Regions from separate parts of the Homo sapiens genome. Here region 2 is linked to region 1. A link is a loop called in an ENCODE intact Hi-C map of the cell type or tissue named here. Cell type or tissue: endothelial cell of umbilical vein. All regions are shown on one strand.

Region 1 (8,000 bases):
ACATGCTGAATTAAGGAGGAGCTGAGAGTGACTTTCTTGCTCTGCATAAATCTCAAGCCAGAGTGGACTGCAGCCCATTGATTTATTCCCTGCAAAGGACTTGCACGTTGCTGCTGGTCAAAGATCTTTGGCAAAGGAAACTTCTGCCCCCTGAAAAAGCTCTCCTGCTCTCTTTTTTCTCTCTTGGTCTGATGTAAAGAGGCTGAAGGGCACATGCCAGGCTTTCATAGCTTTCTGTTCCACTCTGTTTGAGAAGTCTGATGCTACTATTGCTGGGGCTGTGGTTGGGCTGAGTGCCAGACCCCAGCCTTAATCAATAACAAGAAATCTCATGAAGCTTAGAGGTCTTCCAAATGTGGGTTTGGAATAGTGCTGGGAAGTCAGATTTGGTGAGGGGAGTCATCTCCAATCTGGAGGAACTTGGAGAAGGAGGGCAGTTCCGGTGATGAACAAAGGATTAGGTCACCTTATGAGCAGGAATGAGGCCTGGTCCAGTCAGGACCACCCAAAATCTCCCTGAATATGCCCTGGAGGAAACCCAATTCCCCCAGGCTGCCCCATTCACACCTCCAAGGGAATCATCCAGCCAGTCCAAGAAGGCATTCCTGGGGAATTGGAGATGTGGGGATGCTTTTAATTGCAGTTCAGTAATGCCTCCTTTCCCTTGAAATGTAACCACATTCAGCTATGACTACGCTGGTTCTCAGGAGCAGAGGAAAAATATATGATGTAATGGGATGAGTTTTTTGGGGCACTGAACTAGTCGGGCCTGCCTATAAAGCCTTTCTCTCTACTTTAAACTTCTCCTTCCTGAAGGTGTAGCTTGTTGGACACCTCCTCCAACAAACCTTTCCTGAACCCTTCTGATAATTATAGCCACCTCCACTCTATGATCTCTGGCCATCTTGAATTCTTACTTGTCCTGTTAGATGTAACTGTGACTTCTGTCTCTTTTAGAGTTACAGTGTGAGCTCAGTGAATTTGAAAACAGTAGGGACAGGTCTGTGGTGGTTGGGGTTGCCATGGCTGTTGTTAAGAATGAAGATACAAACAAGCTTGTATATGGGCACGGCTGCTGCTGCTGCTGCTGATGGTTGATGGCCGTTGTTGATTTTCAGAGAAAGAAAAGTGGATTCTGAAATGGATGTCTCTAGTGGATAAAGTAAAGGTGGGAACAGATAAGGGGAAAGAGACAGTAAGTTGGAATTTTAAAAAAATCTTTCAGAGAGGAAGGTGGCCATGGGGAGCTGGCTGAGTGTGGGTTTACTCTATGGGTCCCTGAGCAAGTCTCATTACATCTCAAAGCCTCAGTTTCCTCACTGCAAAATGTGCACAACATTATATATACTCTTCTGAGTCATTGTAAGGATGTGAGAAACTCCAGAACAAGGAAGAGCATTTAGTTTACTGCTGCAATCCTGGTCTCTGTCACAGGGATTTGAACTTGACGTTATGTTCACATTTGTTAAAATGAATTATGTAATTTGACACAGAGCAGGCACTTAAAAATTGGAGCTATTATTATTAACCGAAATGAATACTTTTCACAATTTCCACTGATGTACCCAAATGGGAGAAGAAAATAAACAGATACTTCCAATGGATTTATTTATTTCCTCCTATGTGTAGTTGGAATATAACATGCCCATACTTCTTTTAATGCAACAAAGCTTTCCTTCAAATTTGAGGAAAATCTATGCTCCAAGAAAATGCACTGTCCTGTAGCTTCTAAACACTCTTGGCCATGCTGCCTTGCTGAAGAGGCTCAGGTGTAAATTTAAAAGATAAATCTCATTTTCAGAGAGATGATCTATTTATTTTCAACAGCAGCCTCCATGTATGCCAGAAAATGTGGGGTTCAGGTAAATTCTGACTGCACTCTAGACATTTATGATGGACCCAGGTATCTGCCCTTAAAGAACTGAGACACACGCACACAGGCCATCAGTGGCTGATGTTGGCTAAGCTTAAGATCACGGGATGAAGGAAGAATCTCTGCTCAGCAACACGAAGTGCTGGAAAATAAAGACTTTCTTGTATATGTTTCCATAAAATAGCAGGACATCTTATGTTTTGAAGGCAATTTATGCATTTTTTTAGGAGTGCTACCAACATCATGCAAAGATAACTTCAGAGACAAAACCCAAGTCTGATCACTGTCTCCTTCGCTTAGAATTCTCCATGGTTCTCAAATCTCTCCAAAGAAAAATCCAAATTTCCGAGGACACTATGAAATTCTTAAGCTCAGCCTGGGTCCCTGATATTCTTCTGTGTCTCAACTGCCCACATCCCTGATAGTTGGCAATGGTGCTAAACAACTCAAAGTTTCCTAAAATCGACCCTCCAACTCCCATCCTCTGTTCCCTATAGGCAATTTTCCCACTGTCTAGAATGACATTCTTCTTCTGCTTTATGTGACTAGTCAATTCTTTTCCTCTTTGCCTCTCTGATTCCCAGCTCTAGTTTTATCTTTCCGCCATGTCCTTCCAGACCACCTGACCACTGCCACTGAGGCCATGCAAGGCTAAGTAACAAGTTCACAAAGGTCTATCCTTTGTACCCACATGCCCTTCTGATCCAGCACTTACCCCGGCGCTGGAATGTGTGGTTCACTCTGCTTTTCTGTTTCCCACCACAGACAGTGTCTTTGCATTCTCTGCACCAGCGCAGCACCAAGCACCACAAAGGGGCCTGGTTAACGTTTGCATGGAGAACTGAGGAGGGTTCCAGCATGGAGGTTCAAAGAAATTCAGAGCAAGGAGCAGATGATAGTCCTCTCTCATGTTTCCGGTTGCTAACAGTGGAGAGGAACCTCACTGCTCCCCAGTGACCTGCGAAGCCTCAGCTGAGATTCCAAGCCTCCACACTTCCTTTCCTCATTGTTTTCATTCCCATTAAAAAGGAACACCAAAGATTTGCATCACAGCCTTAAAATAAAGTCCCAGAGAAAAGGATTCTGTTTGGAATAGAAAGAACCACACACTTTCTAATGAATCAAACCCCTAAAGAGGACTAAAATGTAAGGTGGGGTATGTTCCACTCATTCACATTCTCAACAGAGTCTTTTAGTAGCGAACAGAACTCTCCTCTCGTAAAGAAACAGTGCGATTTCTATCATAATTCCAGTGGTTAATCTTTTGCTTGAAATTTCCAAATATTTTCTTACATGCCCTTTAAGACCATAAATACAGTTTTAAAACATTCCACAGTTGACTAAAAGCAGCAAAGATGATGATTCTAAGAGACTTCCTTCCTTTTCCTCGGTACGAAAACTATCCTCATTGTATAATGCAGGTACTAAGGTTCGTGATCTCTTTTAAGCTTTATGGTACTTCTTTTTTCTGTGGAGTGTGGCTTTTATTTACATCCTAAAGAGTATGTCATTAATTATCCACTTCATTATCTCACTTATGTCCTAACACAATAATGAAATCAGCAAATTGAGAGTATTTGAGATTAACAATCTCAAAATAGCAAAACAAAATGAAACAAAAAAAACCCTTGTTTACTAAATTCTAGGTTTTAAAAATTATCTTTGGTATAATGGCTTCTATTAGCACAATCCAGACACCACCAAACTACCTGTTAAATCTGCCAGAAAGCCCCGCGTTCCTAGGCTTGCAAAGAAAATGGGTGGGAAGTAGTTCACAGCAACGCTCTTAAGTGCTTGTGTAGGAGAGTGGAGGAGTACCACTAATGCTGATGTCATTGTCGTTTCTGAAATTCCTGCCCTGATCACTCTCCCATCTGGGCTACTTTTCTAATCTGGAATTTTCTCTCCCTTCTTTCTCTCACTACCCAGACACCTGACCCCCAAGGAATCATTGAGTCACTTCCTGTCCTCTAACCTTGTGGCTTAACTTCCGTTTCTGTTTAAGAGCATTGACCTGGGGGATGTGAAGAGAATGACAGAGGGAGAGGGTTGCCGGGAAGGCAGGGAAAGAGGGGGAAGGGTCCCGCTCTATCGGGGTCAGACAAGGAGTTGCTGAGAACTGCCCACTTTTGATTTTTTTGAGATAATCATTGCTGTCACAGTCATGATCTGAATTGTGCATTAGTTAATACTTGATTTACCTCCAGAATCTGCTCATGGACTTTCTACTGCTTATCTGCAACTTCAGAAAGGGTGGAGAGTGAAAGAAATAAAAAGCAAATTCATCAGTCTTACATTTATGAAAAGTCTGATTGGGCAAACCTGAGACCTGTTCAGAAGAAAGGGCTTGGAAGGGCATGCATTTTACTGAGACTTCTATCTTTATTTGTCACTAACCATTCATTCATTAAATGTAGTGCATGAGTCTTAGCTTTCCAGATCAGTTTTTAATAAAAGGATATTTTTACTATGGTAAAAAAAAAATTAAATGAAGCATCTTTTTTTTAAAAGAAAAAAATTTATTTATTTATTTTGTTTGTGAGATGGTCTTGATCTGTCACCCAGGCTGGACTGCAGTGGCATGATCTCAGCTCACTGTAACCTCCGCCTCCCAGGTTCAAATGATTCTCGTGCCTCAGCCTCTCAAGTAGCTGGGATTACAGACCTGTGCCACCACACCCAGCTAATTTTTGTATTTTTTAGTAGAGACAGGGTTTTGCTATGTTGGCTAGCCTGGTCTCAAACTCCTGACCTCAAGTGATCTGCCCACCTCGGCCCTCCCAAAGTGCTGGGATTATAGACATGAGCCACTGCGCCCAACCTAAACGAAGCATCTTTAAATAATGTTGTGGCAAAACCCGGCTGACTATGGGATAGACCTTTGAGTGGACTCTGATTCTAGCCTTCCTGGTTGCTGGGCCATGGGAAAGAGCACTGGCCAAAGGCAGGTGGGTGAATCTGCCATGTGACCTGCCACCGGCTCTCCTTCTTTAGCCACAGCAGATGTTCCAGTGCCCAGGTGACCTAGAAGCTTCATGTGGAGGTGATGGAACTTCAGTAGGCCTGGAAGTGATGCAGTATCTTCTGCCCTCAATGTGAGTAGGAAACAAACATTTAGTTGGTTACCATGATAAACACTTTAGGGACAGGAACCTCAACCTTCTTTAACCCCCAGTGGCCACATATGCCTGGAAAACAGTAGGTGTATGGCCTATATTTATGGGAATAGTGAACATTGAATGAGTCATACAACAAAAATTAAAATGGACACAGAGAGTTAATTCTGAGAAAAATTTCTGGTTATGATCTGCTGCTACACACACACACCCACCCACCCACATGCACACATACTCAACTTCACTGTAAATATCACTCACAAACTCTTTTGTCTTTTATGTCCATTTTTGTTTTCATGGAAACCATCCAACTTTCAATACTCACCACACTAAGATAGTGAAACAGCTTCTTTTGAAGAGGATTCAATTTTCTCCCCGAAATAACTATTTCAATTGACTGAATAGGTTTGTTTCACTGTTCGTCACTTCTAGAAAATGAAATGCATTGAAAAAGCAGTTTGGAGTGATCTAGACTTTAATATCAGATCCTCTGAGCAGGTACTGACCAGATGGGTACAATTTCCTGGCTCTGTGCTTTCTTCATAAAGAATCTGTCAGATTAGTTGGTGAAAATGACAAACGAAAAGACACTTTGCCTTAATAACAAAACCCATGAAATCCCTTAGACTTTTGTAATTATTTTCCGGCTAACTTTGCTTTCTAGGCTTAAGCTGTGAAGTGACATTTGGTGTTTCCTTTTTAAACTAATTGTTATTGCTTATTAGAGCAGACATTTAGTGTCTGTCAGGTATAAGTCAATGACTCTCACACTTTGTATTTATGCTTTTCTTTTGTCATTTAGAAATGTTTTATTTTGTTTCTTTTAATTGCTTAAAAGTAGTGTCATGAATAGCTCGATGCTTCATATAAAACCATAAGGAAGAACTACAAACAAAGCTTTTTTTATTACTTTAATATTTTTTGAGAGGTGATAGAAAGCATGTTTATAATTTGGTTAGAATCTCCAAAGTGGCTGTATCTTTTAAAACTAGTATTTAATGGCTAGATATAACCAACTTTCAGTTATAAGAAAGAAGGAAAGGAGGAAGTGGGAATGGCAGGAAGGAAGTCAGGAAAAGAAGCAGGAGGGCAGGAAGGGAACGACAAACCAGAGAGTCCCTTCCCTTTCCTCCTGCTTTCCCTCCTTCCTCCTTTCGGAGGAAGGAGGGAAAGCAGGAGGAAAGGGAAGGGACTCTCTGGTTTGTCGTCCTTTCAAAATTCCTAAACAAATTCAGTCCTTCCGATGGCACTTTCATAGGCTAGCAGGAGTACTTCTGGACACTTCTAGCTGGTCATCTTGCTGCTGTGTATGAACCTCCCTCCCACAAAGAAGGAACCTGTTTGTGTGCCCTTCCTGTTCTATATGGGTGCCCTTGCTGTGGGACAGGGCCCAGTTCACAGCTATTTCGCTAATCAGAAACTTCAACGCCTTTCTCAATTTCATCTAAGTACAGTTTTCTGCTTGACTCAGTTACTCTCTCATGTACAAAATGGTCCTCTGCCCCGTGTCCTCCCTGTGTTCATCCTTGCCCGGGTGATCCCAGTTTCTAGCAGGAGTTCAGCAGAAGTCACTGATTGAAATGTACCACCTGAAACAGCATCTTACTTTCAACTGCAACCCACTCTAAGCCATTTTATATACTATTGTAAAAATGATGATCCCAAACTTAACTCTAGATTTATGTTATTTTAAAATTTAGCTTCCTGATCCCCTTTTGGGACAAAACAACTTTCTCATTATACTAGATACCCTATAATCACCCAGGAAGTTCACATTAATTGATGACTAAATATTTGGCTAAAGGTCTATCATGGCTAGTGAATACCAATTTGGGCTTTATTTTACCCTAAATCTGGTTTAGTTAAAAATATTTTAAGGATAGGCTGGGTGTGATGGCTCATGCCTGTAATCCCAGCACTTTGGAAGGCCAATGAGGAAGGGTCACTTAAGGCCAGGAGTTCAAGAACACAATGAAACTCTGTCTCTACAAAAAAAAATGAAAAGAATTTAGCCCGGATGTGGCTTCAGTTACTTGGGAGGCTGAAGTGGGAGGATTGTTTGAGCCCGGGAGGTAGAGGCTGCAGTAAGCTATGATCCTATCACTGTACTCCAGCCAGGGTCACAGAGAAAGACCCTGTCTCAAAAAAAATAATAAAATATATTTTAAGGATTTCCTGAGCCAGGCATGAAAACAAAACCCCAAGGGTTTTTAAGCATGTGGTTCTTAACACCACCACCATGAGAGATGAAAAATAAATGATGTACTGTTGGAATACTGCACCCATTTCGTTTTCTTTTCTTTTCTTTTCTTTTTTTTTTTTTTTTGAGACCAAGTCTCACTCTATTGCCTAGGCTGGAGTGCAATGGCACAATCTTGGCTCACTGCAACCTCCGCCTCCAGGGTTCAAGCGATTCTTCTGCCTCAGCTTCCTGAGTTGCTGGGATTACAGGCACATACCACCACGCCTGGCTAATTTTTGTATTTTAGCAGAGATGGAGTTTTACCATGTTGGCCAGGCTAGTCTCGAACTCCTGACCTTGTGATCCACCGGCCTTGGCCTCCCAAAGTGCTGGGATTACAGGCATGAGCCACCGTACCCGGCCACTACACCCGTTTATTAAAGTACTGAATATAAATTACACAGTCTTAAAAATACCAGCATTCAAAAAAAACCCAAAATATCAGCTTTCAAAAATACAAAAACAAAATACCAAGTATTACTGCAATGCCTTATTATACTCATTTCCAAAAAGATGTTGGGATTTTGTAAACAATTTACAAGGTATGTTTATTTTAATAAGTTACGACATAAACAATTACTAAAGTAAGGTCATGTCAAAAACTATATACGCGGTTTTCAGCTTTTTAAGTGTATTTTTCTTTGGGAAGCTTTTATGATTGGCCCACTATGGATTATTAGATGGTAAGTTAACTAACTTCTGAATGCTTTTAATTTAATTTTTAAAAAACGATTTAATACTTGGCTGGTCACAGACCCCATCTATTATT
Region 2 (8,000 bases), 64 kb after region 1:
TGATGGACAAGCAGACACGAATTCAACATGAGGTCTCTGCAATGCCGTCGCCAGGACAACTGCTCCATATGACCAGTGCCCTCTCATTTTTTGGAGCTAGTCTTTTCATAACATGTTTCAGGGTGCCTAATATACGTTATATTAGATATAATATATATTTCTATCATATATTTTTGCAATTTGCTGTATATATAACAGACACCAAATATAATATCAAGTACAATATCAAATATATTACATATCTATTGTATTACAAATTTTCAATTTGCTATATATTAGATATCCCAGTTATATATGTATATGAATGGCCCTCACTTGTAAGTGCTGGAACCGTGATTCACTCACTCTACTGCTATCGCCCAAAACGCACAATTCTCAGCACTGGCTGAACTTCCCATCACCTGAGATGCTTACAAAATAGTGGGTGCTGAGACCCCAATTCAAACCACTCTCAGTTGAGGTGCCCAGACACCCCAGGTTTTCATGAATGGCCAGGTGATTCTGACGTGCTAACAAGGTTGGGGACCACTGACACAAAGGGCTTTTCATGTGGGTGATTTACCTCATCTTCTGGGGGGTCCTTATATACTGCACTTGAAGACTCAATGAGGCTAAAAATATTAATTTTGAATAAATGGGCATATAACATTTTAAACTTACATTTCTATTATTGTCTTGACTTTCGAATGAGTCAGGGCTATCGTTAAGAAGAAGAAGGCTGGGCATGGTGGCTCATGCCTGTAATCCTAGCACTTTGGGAGGCCAAGACAGGAGGATTGCTTGAGTCCAGGAGTTCAAGACCAGCCTGGGCAACATAGTGAGACCTCATTTCTACAAAAAATAAAAAATTAGCTGGGTGTGGTGGCAACCAGCTGTGGTGAGCTATAATCCTGCCACTGCACTCCAGCCTGGGCGACAGAGTGAGAACTTCTCTCTCTAAAAAAAAGAAGAAGATAAAAAAGGAAGAATAAAGGAATGTAATTTAATAGACTTTTAATAACAAAGGAATTTTTAGTCACTACTTAAAACTGGAAGTCTATGGCGATCCTGGGCATGTGAGAGCATTAAGAGATTTGTGAGCTGTAGCTTCCAGTGTTACCTACCAGTTGGGGTCCAGACTTGAATGATGGGTGGGGAAGGAGCAGCAGGGCCTCTGGCCTTAGGTACAGTGACTCCCACTCCACACTGCTCCCCCATCCCTCTATTCCTCTTCCCTGTTTTTTGTCTTTCTTTTCTCCTTCATTTATCTTCTTTTGTTTTGGTATTCCTCCCATTCCTTTCCCCTTTTGCTTCCCATATTTTGATTTTTCTTCTTCCTCCACTTCTCCAGTCACTTTGTTTCTTTCTCACCATTATCCTTTCCCTTATTCAGTGTTTGGGTGTTCCCAAAACACCTGAATTACATAATATTTTAAATTATTAGTTGTATTTATTGAATGAGCTTGATACTCCCTGGTCTTAGATTTTAGGGTGGCAAGTTGAACATATCATCTAGTTTTCTTTAAAACAATAAATTTTAAATAAGCTACTTTTCACTAATAAGTTGGGAAATCATTTCTACTAAAGAAGAGAAAAGAAAACAAAACTCCTTTTTCCCCTTGCCAGATATTTCTGATAAAGGAAGATAAATGAGTACTATATTTTAAAGGCAGCCATTGCAAATGTGTTTCATGAAAAATAGGTGACATGCTACATGACATTGAAATGACTGCTAGCTTTATACATTAAAATGAGGAAAAAAAAGTTGGGAACACGATAACATCATTTCCTAAATGGTAGGAGGATTTCGAAGCAGGGAAATCAACAGACACACAAAGGTTATCACTGGCCACAAGCAGCTGTCAATAAATTCCAATCCTAAGAGAACACACTAACTCACGATGACTCAGTTGACCAAAAAGAAAACACAATAGTATCTACACAAGGCCTTGACCTTACTTCTTCATTTTGTCACTGTTTCTTCCGTCTGTAATGGGTTTCTTAATATTCAGTCAGTCTATGTCTACGATTTCTTAAGTATGAATCTAAAAATGCATTTCTTCCAAGAATTCGTCTTTGACTCCACCTCCTTTCTTTGAATGATTTCTTTTCTCAAGGTTTCCTTAGCCACCTACAATGTGCCAGGCTTTTTGGTCATGAATTTGCCAATATTATTTCTAATCCCTGCAACAATCGTACAATGCAGATATTAGTATACCATTTTGCAATTAAGGAAACTAAGCCTCAGAGAGTGTTAAATAACCTGTCTGTATCAATTAATACAGGTATAGTTGGTATTTAAATCTGCATGTTTAATTCCAATGACAGTATCCTTTCCACTTCCTCAAACTGTCTCCCTTTCGTTTCTTCCTAATGCCATCATACACCAATTATCTGTTATTATTTATTTATTTATTTATTTTGTTAGAGACAGGGTCTTACTGTGTCACCCAGGCCAGAGTGCAGTGGCGCCATCTCGGCTCACTGCAACCTCTACCTCCCAGGATTAAACAATAGTCCCACCTCAGCCTCCTGGGTAGCTGGGACTACAGGCATTTGCCACCATGCTTGCCTAATTTTTTTGATTTTTTGTAGAGATCAGGTCTCACTACGTTGCTCAGGCTGGTCTTGAACTCCCGGGCTCAAGTGATCCCCCCGTCTCAGCCTTCCAAGTGTTGGGATTACAGGCATGAGACACTGTGCCCAGCCCCCATCATAAACTAATTATGTTCTTTTACAGCAGCTTTACACACCCTTATTTTGTTTCCTCAATCAGACTAAAAGAGCAACAACAATAAAAAAAAATCTGGAAAATAATTCTCTGAAAATTCTGAGCAGTAGACATTGCTAGGTATTGTTAAGGAAAGTCAGTTACTTTGGGGGGCCAATTATCTCCTCCTAGTTCATATCTACCAAGCCAAAAGTTCCCTATAGGAAAGCTCATTAGCGCAGAGGAATGAATAAGAATTAAGTGTGTGTCTCTCACCTTCTACCAAGGGAAATATATAATTCTGGAGAATTTTATTCTCGCAAAAACAGTATTCACTGTCTTGTAACCAATGTCTCCCTTAAAACAAGAAAGCCCTGCAGAGAGTTGCAGATGTGGCATGGAATTACAAGCAACTTCATTCTGGAACCCATGCTGGTACAGACACAGCCTAAGACTGCATCCTTTTAAAGGCATTATTTCATATTGCTGAGGCTTCAAACATCACTTGGAACCCTATGAAGTCATGTGGTCCCAGTTCTGTATTTATATAATATGAAATGGCAGATTTACATTTATTCCTGTGTAATTTCAACCAGTGATTTTGGCCCATTGACCCATGCTGTTGAAATCTTTAAATATTCTCAGTCTGTCTGTCAACCAGTACACTTGCTCTCTTCCTATGAAGCATCCCTTCCAGATGTCTTGCCCCTCCTCCCATGTTCCTTAGTCTCTATTTGAACACACATCTGTTCTTGTTTGCTAGATCATAAACTGTATGAGGACAAGACTTAAGTCTGTCTTGTTCATTACTGGATCCTGGCATTTATCATAGGGCATGGCATGGTGTAGAAGCTCACTATGCTTTGAATAAGTGAAAGCATAGAAGGAGGGGAGAAATGGGAATAGGATAAGGAAGGGAAGGGAAGGGAGACGTTATAGGTAGAGGAAGAAGAGAGAACAAGATAAGATCAAGGAACAGCAACACATATAGTGTAGAATCTAAGATGCCTGAGTTGTAAGTTATTTAACTCTCTGAGGCTCATGTTTTTATTTATAAAATATCATCACATCAACCTCACAGGATTTTTGTGAGCATGGGGGGAGATGATGCTGCACAAACATCTGGTCTACAGGAGGTAGGACCCACTGAGGTTGACAGGCCGCCTGGGATTCTTTCACTTTCAAGCCTGCCAGGATGATCAAATGACAAGATTCTGTGGCTCTGAGCCATTTTTGGGCTGCTGAAGGAAGTATCTGGGCCTTATGCTCGCTGCATTGCCCCTCTTTCCAAGTGAATCACTTCATTAAAATGAAAGGTTTACTAAAACAGTCTGCCAGGTTAGGATGATTCATTCCCCAGCTGTGGCCATCATCAGAAAACCATGTGCATTCAGTACAGTTATCAAGCCTGAATAGCCACTAATTTGCAGAGCTTTTGGTCTCAGTGTCATTTATTTTTGTATTTTAAAAGAGGAAGTGCACAAGACATCATTATGTCAGTCCCACATAAGAGGCTGGTAGACTCTTAGTAAGTGGATGCACATGTTTGCATTTCCAAAAGCTTCTCTTTTCATCAAAAGAAAATACATATGTCTAATTGGCTGTTTGTGTAAAGTATGGGCATATCTATATGTTGGGTTAGTTCCTCCCTTGATGGTAAGCTATAATGAAATACATTTTTAATGTTAGATGGGGATTTTAGAAGTCTACTCTGCAAACCTCAGATTTACCACCCTATTTAGCTTGTCAAGTAAGGCTGCTACTTACATTAAATGAGTAACACCTAATCCTGAACACAATTTCAAAGTAAATTCCCTTCCTTTCCAAAACAGACAAACTAGCAAAACCTTACTTCTTCAGAGTTCTGGTAAAGGCTGAAAATCAAAACGATAAGCTTTATTCATCCTAAAAGGCTAAAGATATAAAATAGATATAAAAATAATCACACGTTAAATAAGATACTCCTATCATTACTACATTAAATATTTCCTACATGATAAATGGCCCTCTGGCACTAAAAAGGAAAGACCATCATCTTCTAATTCAATTTATTCTGGTTATGTATATGATGTATCCAAAATTGTGAGCAGCTTTTACAGCTCAGAGGCTGCCCTTTATTTGGAACTCCCTGCCTTTAATCCCTCTCCGGTTGCCACACTCCTACGTCCTGCCTATTTTTGACAACATGGAGAGGAGAACATGGTGAGGCTGGGATGGCCCAAGGGCCTCAAGAGGCTGCCCTGGGAGCAGTGATAACAGAGTGCTAGATGTTCCATTTACAATACTGAAATAGCTGCACAACAGCCCTCTGTCATTTGTTTCTAACCACAGTGAGTGACGGAGAAGATTTTCACTCTATGGGCCATATTCAGGTCCCTCCCTTCCGCATACTTTCAAATGGACTAAACAACCAGTTTCAGCTTTGAACAGTTCTCACTTTATCAATCCCAATCTTTAAGATCTACACATGCAGGGCTTCCAACATAATGTTGAAGCCGTCAGAGGGAAACCAATTTTGTCACTATCAATAGTATTGACCCAGCAGGTATGTGTTTCACTTGAATTACGGAAGAATTGCTCGAAATCACACAATTGAAGACTGATCCAGGAGAATGTTTGCTTAGATATTTTTCTAACTTTTCCCACATCAAATCATTTAGCAAGATTTGTATCTGAAAGTACTTTTCCAATAAAATTGGATTTGACGCAAGTTGCAGAAGTTTTACAGTGCCAGTAGGTGGTACGACGAGGGTTGTAAAGGATGAAAATGTGTTGCCTTTGCCTGAGAATGTTAGAGAGCTGGTGGGTTAAAGAAGACAGTGAGCACATCACCCACCAAGCGAGCTTCCCTAAGGTACTGACCTTGGGCCCATGTCACAGATGATCTGACCCAGTCATTTTCCGTTTTTTGGATTATTTTAGGGACATATAAAAAGGTCACCACCAAACAATTTTCCCATGATACTTAGATCCTAGTATCATGTGGTATTTCCATGAACCAGAAAAGAGCCCTAACTTTATGCCTCCAGAACACCATGTGTGTTCTTTGCCTACCATCATTGTAGTCCTGCTAAAAGGATAGTTTTTATGGTCTTAAGGCAATGACTATGGACAGCCAGACTTCCTAAAAGACTTCTTAGACCTCGGTAGAAAGACAGGTGCTGTATTCCTCCTTTGAACATGGATTTGTGATGTGATGTTCACTATTCTTGCCCTTGAGTTCAAATTCTGGCAATTAAGAATAGGTGTTAACACACAGACCATTTTAAAAGCTACATTAAGCCAATGGACAGCGTAAACATGCCTGGAAATAATATATGCAGTACATGCTTCATCCAGGAAAAACACAATTACCCCAAAGAACACAATTATCCACACAGAACTTAAGTTGAGCACTAAATGAAGGTTCCACCTACAACAAGGGCCGCAGCGTGTATTTATAAGATGAAGCATGCTGTTGGGCTCTAGCTGCAGCACTGCTGGGTGAGGGGGACCTCCTTGTGAAGGCCGAGGCTGCCGGTCAGTGATGAGGGCAGGGATGCCTTCTCGGCCACCTCTGCTGACAGCTGTACAGCTGTGTCTGCTTCATGTGGCCCCCGAGACCACGGTGACCCCCTTCAATGTATGGCGTTGATTCTACTGATTTATGTCAAGGGTAGCTCTGATTTATAAGCGTATCATCAAAGCCTGAAATTGAACTTTCAAAATAGTACGATCTAAAGATGATGCCTAGACTGAACGGGATAAAAATAAAGGCCTCTCTTGAACGGATACAAATTTGATGAGCAATGAACAAAACATAAATGAAGGTTTTTCAACAGGCCTGCCACAGACCATGGGGGAACACCCTGTCCAGGTGTGCTGTCAATTGGTGATCAAATTGTAAAATGTATTAGTGCTGCAATTGAATATATGCACTATTGGGATGCACAGTCTGACACACACAGGGTGATCAGCCATCCCGCTTTGCCTGGAGTGATCCTCATTTTAACACTGAAAGCCTAATGTCTCTGGAAACTATTGAATCTCAGACAAAGTGGGCTGGTTGGTCCCCAGCAGATAGGACACTAGGCTGATGGGGTAGTGGGTGGCAAAGCGGACTGAGGTCAGAGGCACAGCATGAGGTCAAGTCAGCGGCAAAGAGGATAATTTGTACACCTCAACAGAGTGGATATGCCAAGGGGTAGTCAGGACAATAGGCTTAACAGTGTTGGAGAGAGAACACGTGCGTGTGACACAGGTGAGCACCTTTACAGGCTCTGTGAGACAGTGTCACTGTGCTGAGTTGTCATTATTGCTGATTTGTTGAGTATTGTTTTAGGCCTCTCAATCCCTTCATAGCTGTTGCCTATATTCTAGCATTTGAAAGTATTCTGTTGATATGGGCAGGAGGCAGGGAAATATTGGATACCAGGGGGTGATTCCCCGACAAAGGCCCTACCATCAAGCCTGAAGACCCACAGCCCTAAGTGGGAACAGCATTTCTGTTTTCATGTCCTTTTGGCCTGCCATGCCCCCCTATCCTGTACCCATATAAATCCCGAAACCCAGGCTCCAGAAGCAGACCTGTAGGTGAGGAGACAAGCACACGAACTGTGGAATGACGTGGCAGAGAAAGAGAGAAGAGGAGGGATGTCTGAATGCTGAGATGAGTTTGGCTGGGGGTGGTCAGAGAGGAGTTTGGCTGCTGGACGGCCAGGCTTCAAGGGAAGATCGTGTTCCCACTCCAACCCCTCTTTGGCTCCCCATCCATCCCACTGAGAGCCACCTCCATCACTCAGTAAAACTCCCACATTCATCCTTTAAGTCTGTGTGTGACTTGATTCTTCCAGGATGCTGGACAAGAGCTCAGGATACAGAAAGCTGTCACACTGGCCCTCTGCCCTTGAGAAAAGGCAGAGGGTCCACTGAGCTGGATAACACTCACACTATCTGCGGACAGCAGGGCTAAAAGGGCACACTGTAACACACGACAACTTGGGCTCCTATACCTGTCCATCTGTGTGCTCCCCCCCCCCTCAGAGGCTTGATCAGGTTCAGAGACCGAGCAGGTGAGCCACACCCTTGTTGCACATCCTACGAGGGGGACCAGGGAACTCTCCCGTTTCACTGTGAATACAACAAAGTTGAAAGCCTCATACAGATGTGTAAGCTGATGTGTGTATCATTCATACTACTCAGAGGGACCCCAGTGTCACAACCCTTCTTGGCTTATGGTAAGAGATGGATAAATCCTCACCTTTAGGATGCTGAGAGGGACTTTCACTATTATTATCAAAGCTAAGAAAAATATTTATCCAGGCCCACCCTC

What was found. Peaks named below come from ENCODE experiments on the same cell type or tissue, not always from the same donor. Only the 100,000 strongest peaks of a DNase experiment are listed, where the experiment ranks them.
Region 2: it touches region 1 in a loop (3-fold over the local background); 2 of 110 quality-filtered maps call a loop at or near these places.

What each region holds. Positions count from the first base shown.
Region 1 is chr13:33,183,290-33,191,289 of GRCh38, forward strand. All of the region lies in intron 1 of STARD13 (StAR related lipid transfer domain containing 13), which reads right to left. Among named protein-coding and RNA genes, the nearest start is that of STARD13-AS, 90 kb to the right of the region's middle. RefSeq lists enhancers at 954-1,043, 2,625-3,824, 4,918-5,067. In endothelial cell of umbilical vein, no CTCF peak of the experiment used is centred here; DNase peaks (open chromatin) are centred at 2,782, 3,802, 5,072 and 5,122; H3K27ac peaks cover 4,006 bases.
Region 2 is chr13:33,247,402-33,255,401 of GRCh38, forward strand. The region is part of intron 1 of STARD13 (StAR related lipid transfer domain containing 13); the gene reads right to left. Among named protein-coding and RNA genes, the nearest start is that of STARD13-AS, 26 kb to the right of the region's middle. RefSeq lists an enhancer at 3,776-3,985. In endothelial cell of umbilical vein, no CTCF peak of the experiment used is centred here; DNase peaks (open chromatin) are centred at 1,860 and 3,980; H3K27ac peaks cover 4,377 bases.